Regions from separate parts of the Homo sapiens genome. Here region 2 is linked to region 1. A link is an interaction called in ENCODE POLR2A ChIA-PET data of the cell type or tissue named here. Cell type or tissue: PC-9. All regions are shown on one strand.

Region 1 (4,000 bases):
TGGTCGTTTCTCTTTTAGCATGCTAAAAGCACTTCCTGTGGGAGTGCCTCCGAGCCCCTCTACTTGAGTGGAAGTTTCTCAAGGCCAGGACCCTGTCCCGTTCCTCAGGGCCCCTCCCCACACGGAGTTTCAGGCAGGCCCTGCTGCTAGGCGCCACAGAGGCTGGGCAGGGTGAGGGGTGTGTCCTGTTTCTCCAGGCACACTCGGTGGTTGACTGATTAGTCTCAAGAGGCAATTAAATTTAAGAGAGGCTTTTCACCTGCTCACAACTCCTCACCCTATCTGATTATGATGTTATGCCCCTTGGAGGGGCAGAGAAGGGCAGTCATTAAAAGACAAACATTTGGGCCAGGCGTGGTGGCTCACCACAGTAATCCCAGCACTTTGGGAGGCCGAGGCAGGCAAACCACTTGAGGTGAGGAGTTCGAGACCAGCCTGGCCAACATGGTGAAACCCCGTCTCTAGCAAATATAAAAAATTAGCCAGGTGTGGTGGCATGCTTCTGTAATCCCAGCTACTCGGGAGGCTGAGGCAGGAGAATTGCTTGAACCTAGGAGGAGGAGGTTGCAGTGAGCTGTCCAAGATCATGCCACTGCACTCCAGCCTGGGCAACAGAGCAAGACTCCATTTCAAAAAAAAAAAAAAAAAAGACAAACATTTGAAGGGGCTGTGTGCTGTCTGGGAAGCCAGATGGCAGGACAGCCACTTTGGTTTTTTATTTTTATTTGAGACAGGGCTGGAGTGCAGTGGCGTGATCTTGGCTCACTGCAGCCTCAACCTCCCAGCCTCAAGCAGTTCTCCCACCTCAGGTTCTTAAGAAGCTGGAACTACAGGTGTGTGCCATCAGGACTGGCTAATTTTTGTATTTTTTGTGGAGAGGGGGTTTCACCATATTGCCCGGCTGGCCTCAAACTCCTGGGCTCAAGCAATCCTCCCACCTCAGCCTTCCAAAGTGCTGAGACTATAGGTGTGAGCCGCCACGTGTGCCCCCCTCCCTTTTTTGGTACAGATGAGGTCTCACTATGTTGCCCAGGCTGGTCTGGAGCTCCTGAGCTCAAATGATCCTCCCACCTTGGCCTCCCAAAGTGCTGGGACTGCAGGCATGCGCCACTGCGCCAGGCCAGGCCAGTCACTTTAAGCAAAAGCAGCAAGACTGGGAGCTGGGCAGGCCAGCTCCCAAATGACCTGCCCCACCCTGGGAGCTGGCGCTCCACTGAGGGGTCAGAGGTCAAAGGGATCTTTGAATTCATCTAGGGGGCTGGGGACAGCTCATGAGAGTGAGGCAAGCTCTCTTCTGTGACCCCTCTACCTACTGAGCAGCCTCCTTAGCAGGGAATAGGGACTCCAGCTCCCAGCTGGAACCCATGAGCAGAAATGTTCTTTTGGTTTTCCTGTTGGAATCCCACGAGCAGGAATGTTCTCGTGGTTTTCCTGTTGGAATCCTTCAAGCAGGAATGTTCTCGTGGGTTTCCTGTTGGAATTCCATGAAAAGTGCTTTCATTCTTCCAGCCTTGTGCCCCTGAAGTTTCAGGGGCACGGAGTCCTGGGGGATCCCCAAGCCCGGCCCCTCCCAGCGTTTGCCCTTGGCCTCTGGGCGTCTCATTAGCGTGGACACCCTCTGGAGGAGGAACTCTTCATCACATATGCTGTTGCCACCGCCAGGATTTCTGAGCTAAGCTATGGTTGTTTCTATCCTGCTGCTATAAACTGAGTCCACCAGAAAGTGGCCAGTCCGGATCTGGGGTGAGGAGGTGGGATGGGGTAGTGGTTTGAGGGAAACACAGTGCCTGAATCTGAATCTTGGCTACCTGCTAGCTGGCCATACCATGACCCAAGACGCTCTAAGCCTCCGCTTCCTCGTCTGAATGATAATAGAATCTATGCTGCAGAGTTGCTGATGGGAATAAATGAGATAACTCTCCCATTACCTGTCCCTGAGCCCAGGACTAGGCTGTACCTGCCTCACCTTGGTGTGGTCCAGCCACTCCCTGTCTTCAGCTGAGCCAAATTTCTCCTTTTTTCTTTTTGAGATGGAGTCTCGCTCTGTCGCCCAGGCTGGAGTGCAGTGGTGTGATCTCAGCTCACTGCAACCTCCACCTCCCGTGTTCAAGCAATTCTCCCATCTCAGCCTCCTGAGTAGCTGGGACTGCAGGCGCCCGCCACCACGCCCGGCTAATTTTTGTATTTTTAGTAGAGACAGGGTTTCACCATATTGGTCAGGCTGGTCTCGAACTCCTGACCTTGTGATCCGCCCGCCTCAGCCTCCCAAAGTGCTGGGATTACAGGCATGAGCCATCATGCCCGGCCAAATCTCTCCTTTTCCTTCTCAATCCGTCATCCATCCCACAACTTCATATTCCTGGCACCCCTTCCTGCCCCCAAGAGCTCCAGCCAGGTGTCAAGGGTCACAGGCAGGTCCCCAGGAGCCCTACCCCTGACCCCACTCACGTGCAGATAACTCTCCTAGCATGCTTGGCTGGCTGAGGGGCCTTCTTTGGGCCTTGGGTGTTTGAGGAAAGTGGCCAGAGGCCCAGGCCAGAGCAAACTGCTTAGATGGCTTATCTAACTCTACTGAGGCTCAGCTCCTGGGACAGTGGCTCAGTGAGTCCCACCATGGCCCTTTGAATGAGAGCGGCCGGGAGAGCTGCCCTACCCACTTCCCCTGCCCTCCTTCATCTTTGTCTACATCTGCATCCTCATCTTCATCCTCCTTATCTTCAGCCTCGTCCTCCTCATCCGAGCCTCATCCTGCTCATCTTCAGCCTCATCCTCCTCTTCTGGGCACTTGCATATTCACTTTCTTTCTGAATTCCACAAAAGTCTAGTTAGGCAGTGGCGCATAGACCACCTTCCTCATTAGGAAAGAAACCGACACCCAGAAGGAATAATAATGCTGAAAGCACACCTTTTATGTTAATGTAAACATTTTTGGGATAGGTAAATCCAAAACCCTCACATGATGAATTGTTAAAGAAGTGTACAAAAAATTAGCTGGGCATGGTGGCGGGCACCTGTAGTCCCAGCTACTTGGGAGGCTGAGGCAGGAGAATGGCGTGAACCCGAGAGGCGGACGTTGCAGTGAGCCGAGACCACGCCACTGCACTCCAGTGTGGCCGACAGAGCGAGACTCTGTCTCAAAAAAAAAAAAAAAGGGGGGGGGAACAGTTCAGAGTCCTGCTCCCAGCCCCGCCCCTTCCACTTCCCCACCTCCCACGAGGTAACTTTGTTTACTGGTTTCTTCTGCATCTCCCCAGAATGTCCTTATGTAAAATCCGAGCAAAAATGACCATGTGGTCTGATCTCTCTGCTTCCCACCCAGATGGCAGCATGCTATACACGCTGCTGTGCTGTGCTTTTCCCCACAGAATCTCTCCCCATCAGCTCCTAGAGGGTGCCTTCATTTGTTTTATGAGCACTGACCACCTGCATTGAGCGTGGCGGTCAGGCATTGTGTGTGACGGTCGGGCATTGTGCTAAGAGATCTACGTGGATTACCTTATTTAATCATCACACAAACCTAAATGCAGAGTGTGCTAGAACCATCCCCCTTTACAGATGAGAAAACTGAGGGCTGGAGAATTTGCATAGTCCGGGTCACATGCCATCAGATTCCAGAAACAGCGCTGTCATTCTTGCTGCCACGAGGTTCTGGAAAGGCCAGCCTCTTGATTTTTTTTTCTTTTTTTTGAGATGGAGTCTTGCTCTGTCGCCCAGGCTGGAGTGCAGTGGTGCGATCTTGGCTCATTGCAACCTCCGCCTCCTGGATTCAGGCAATTCTCCCTGCCTCCGGCTCCTGAGTAGCTGGGACTACAGGTGCACACCACCATGCCTGGTTAATTTTTGTATTTTTAGTAGGGACGGGGTTTCACTATGTTGGCCAGGCTGGTCTCAAACTCCTGACCTCAGGTGATTCGTCCGCCTCAGCCTCCCAGAGTGCTGGGATTATAGGTGTGAGCCGCTGCGCCCAGCACCAGCCTCTTGATTTTTTTTCCAACCCTCA
Region 2 (4,000 bases), 490 kb after region 1:
GCCAGAGTTCTAATTTACTACAAACACAAAAGAGCTGAGCTCCATGTACTCGCCAGGGAGCATCATCTCAACTCTGCATTAGCCAAAAGCTAGTAAAGACTTGGTTAAATATTTACATAGTATGTCTGAAGGATATGCAACATTAACAATTCTTGTGTATTATAAAACAGACTCTCAATAGGTAGAGGGTAGGAGAACCAGAATTATTTAAGGGGCTTATCCAAACTTCACTCACTTCTGATTCTCAACTACACTAAAAGGTCTACTGTAGACTCTACAGCATCTTGAATCCAGAAATTAGGCTGATATCAACACCAGCCTTCAACTAACCATGACCATATTAGTTTTCATGGTTGTACTGAGAGAAGAATCACCATTTATAATAGTGTCTCCATATAAAAGAATTTCATAGGTTTTGGACTGCCCATGTAAGGTCTGTAATCTAGCCTTACTTTAAAAGGCCAAGATCATAGGACCATTTTAGGTCATATTTGAATCTCCCTGCTCTGAATCCTAGAATAGGTGAGTCTTCTCTCTCACTTGCTACTTAATCAAAACTGTAATGTGATCGTATTTTTTTCACAAAAGTAGCAAATATTTTTTTAAAGTACCTACATGCTTCATGTTGGGCGCAATCCTATGGGAGATACTAAGAGTAAAAGAGAGTCAGTGCTCTTGGAGCTTAAAACCTGGTTAAGAAGACAGGTATTCACATACAATATAACTAATAGCATAAGGCAAACCATTTTAATAGTCAAGTGAATGATATTTACAATAAGAGTTTGGAGTTGGAAAATATATCATTTGGGTCGGGGACATCATTATGGATAGTTTTGTGGGGAAATTGGAAACCAAGTCCGGCTGCAGTAGCTCAAACCTGTAATCCCAGCACTTTGGGAGGCCGAGGTGGGCGGATCCCTTGACGTCAGGAGTTTGAGACCACTCTGGCCAACATGGTGAAACCCTGTCTCTACTAAAAATATAAAATTTAGCTGGGCGTGGTGGTGCGTGCCTGTAATCCCAGCTACTCCAGAAGCTGAGGCAAGAGAATCGCTTGAACCCAGGAGGCGGAGGTTGCAGTGAGCCAAGATCACACCACTGCACTCCAGCCTGGGTGAGCGACAGAGGGAGACTCGGAGTTGCAAAGACAGAAAAAAGAAAATGGAAACCAAAATGAGCCTTGAAAAATTAGTAAGACTGGATTAAAAAGGAGAGAAGACAGCATGCAAGGGAAAAGTACTTAAGCTGACTGGATGACAAGAGGACTTCATGACGAAAGAAGGTACAAAAATTTTTTTTCTGGCATTAATTTTTTTTAGAAACTTGAATGCCAAGCTAAGCAGCTTTGCTGTCTTATGGGCTTTGACAGTTTCTGAACAGGAGAGATATGTTACAAGAGCAGATGGACTAGGCTAGAGAGTAGAAACATGGTGACCCCATGGACCTTCACTAAATGTGTCCCTTATCACCTCAACTAGAGCACAGATTTCTGTAGGTTAAGGACCATGTCTTCTAGTTCCATCAACATTCTATGCTCTCTCTACCCTCTAGATTGTGGCAAATATTGTACTTTCTGCCAGGAACACCTCCACTCTCCGCCTCTGCTGCCCACCGCACCCCTCCTGTCAGACTAACTCCAAATAATCTTTCAACTTTGGGCTTAGGCAGACTTCTTCCAGGACACATTCCCTGATATCTCAAGTCTAGCTTAGGTACCTGTCCTCGGTTGTACACTACACCCTTTGCTTTCCCTAACACAGGCAGCATGTCATACATGAAACTTCCTGTTTTCTTGCTTATTTTGCCCACTAGATTATACACTCTGCACAAGAAGAAACCATAGCTGACTTCATTTTCTCCACAATATTTAAGATACTGAGTATAATGCCCAGTTTACAGCTGGTGCCTACTAAACAGTTGCCGAGTGAGTGAAGCGAAACACAAGGACAGAGTCCTTAAGACAGGCAAGGAGAAAAGGAATTATGACCAAGATAGTAACACATTAATAATTACACAAAATGCATCATCAGGTATAAATGTAGTGGCATTCAGAATCATCATTTGAGTTAATAAAATGAGTACCCTGCCAGAGCTTGAAATGTTCTTAAACACAAATAAATAACGCTTGTCTCACTGGTTTACAAACAGTTCAATTCTAGTTCACCGAAACAAGCAAACAGGCTAATAAGTTACCACTGCAGATATAGCGAGCCCTGGGGGTAAATTCTCCAGTGACAGGCATTTCAAACGTTTATCTATGTGATCAAAAACCAGCCTGGAAAACAATAAAAGTGATAGCCAAAAAGGAAAAACTGAAGCTCTGTAAGTTCAAGCTCCTAGGAAGAAAAAAGGAGACCACTAAAAATTGTGAATGGGATAAAACAGACAGGTGAAAACAAACAAATCAGGATAAAGAGTGAGAATGAAGCAGCTTTAAATTCAGAACTGTCAGACTATGCAAAAGGTGAGTTATTCCCTCTCCCACCAGGTAAGGATATGCAGGCACAACTGATGAGAGGCCCTTGGGGAAACACAGAAGCTACTTGCAGATCTCTACTTGCCTAGCACAAAGCATAAGGTGCAGAGAGCAAGAGTGGCGGTAACCTCTACCAACAAGGCAACCCTTGGCATGATCCGTTCATTGCTAGACTCCACAGAGCCCACAGCCAGGGCCTGGACAAAACAGGTCAGCAACAGAGGTTTACTGAATCAAAGAAAACACCTGCCAGGCACCATTTCGTTTTATTTTAAAAGCTTTAGAAATATTATTCTAGCACTATATGGTTATTGAGGAAAAAATAAAGAATGCCACAAAGAGAAATCTAAAAATCACCACGAACTTACCAACTAAATTTAGCCACCAGTTTTATGTTTTGATGTAGGTCCATCTACACCTCCCTCCTCATATAGTGTCCTATAATCAGCTTACTGCACTTACTAGCATATCAAGAATGGTTCCATATCAATCTGAAGCCATTTTAACATAGTAGTCTCTGTGTTTTACACTCTCTGTGCCTCTCCTGTGTGTGAACATTTGTCTGGCCATACATTCCTCCGGAGCACTAACCTTGACACCAAGAACAACTTACTCCCATCTGGGTTAAGCCATAGGTGGAACGCTGCTACTCCAGCTATTTCAATTTGTCTGCATATTCCACATCTAATCTTGGTAATGCCAAGGGTCTAGTTCTTGAGTTTTTAGAGCATCTGAGCTTTGGCCATTTTGGTAGGCTTTTAATCCAATCTGCCATCTAACAGCCTAGAAAAAATTTAAACCAAGCTCCAATTTCTCATAGAAACCCTGTCTTCAAGATCTGCCACACATATGAAAAGTTGCAATGCCAGAAGCACATGCTTCTGAACAAAAAGTATACCAGTGAAAACTATTGTGCAGTGAAAAAGGCATCTGGTGAAACGTGTTGAAAAAAAGGTGGGGGGGGAGGTATCCACACACACCCATTTCTTATACACACATCCCATATCATTCTCGATCATCTCAGGAATAGGGATCAACAGAGTAATGTACAGAGGTATAAAAAGAAAAGCTAGCAAAGGCAAGCAAAGCCACCATGTAGGAGTAAGGAACTGCATAGGAAACAGTAGTAAAGGTGTGGGTTGTGTCCAGTTTTTAAAAACAGGACTTATTCACAGGCCATGGAGCAAACACCATAAATCTGGTCACTGGATGAAAACAAATGCTGAAGGCCAAAGCCTGGGGGTTTTCAGTTAGTATTTCAATCGGGAAGCCAATAAACTATTAAAACGGAGCTATTCCCTAGATTCTGGCCTATAAAACCACCCCACAAGAGAGAAATCATCTAACGGCCTGTGTCTCCTCACCACAGTGATTGCTGATAAAAACAGCAACCTCATCTTAAGAAAAATAATCCCCCCATCCCCCGCAAAGGAAACAAACGTACAAAGAAGACAAAGCATGCACATGCGTTTCAAAGGATATGATCAAATGCAAACTAATAAAATAGAAACAACTAATAAAAAG

The links. ChIA-PET counts read pairs that join two places held together with the same protein. Peaks named below come from ENCODE experiments on the same cell type or tissue, not always from the same donor. Only the 100,000 strongest peaks of a DNase experiment are listed, where the experiment ranks them.
Region 2: POLR2A ChIA-PET joins it to region 1 with 5 read pairs; 2 of 35 experiments call an interaction of 5 or more read pairs at or near these places.

The regions. Positions count from the first base shown.
Region 1 is chr2:42,953,208-42,957,207 of GRCh38, forward strand. The region is part of intron 2 of LOC112268413 (a long non-coding RNA gene); the gene reads left to right. Among named protein-coding and RNA genes, the nearest start is that of LINC01819, 84 kb to the right of the region's middle. In PC-9, no CTCF peak of the experiment used is centred here; no DNase peak of the experiment used is centred here; H3K27ac peaks cover 697 bases.
Region 2 is chr2:43,441,299-43,445,298 of GRCh38, forward strand. All of the region lies in intron 26 of THADA (THADA armadillo repeat containing), which reads right to left. Among named protein-coding and RNA genes, the nearest start is that of THADA, 150 kb to the right of the region's middle. In PC-9, no CTCF peak of the experiment used is centred here; a DNase peak (open chromatin) is centred at 2,213; H3K27ac peaks cover 1,052 bases.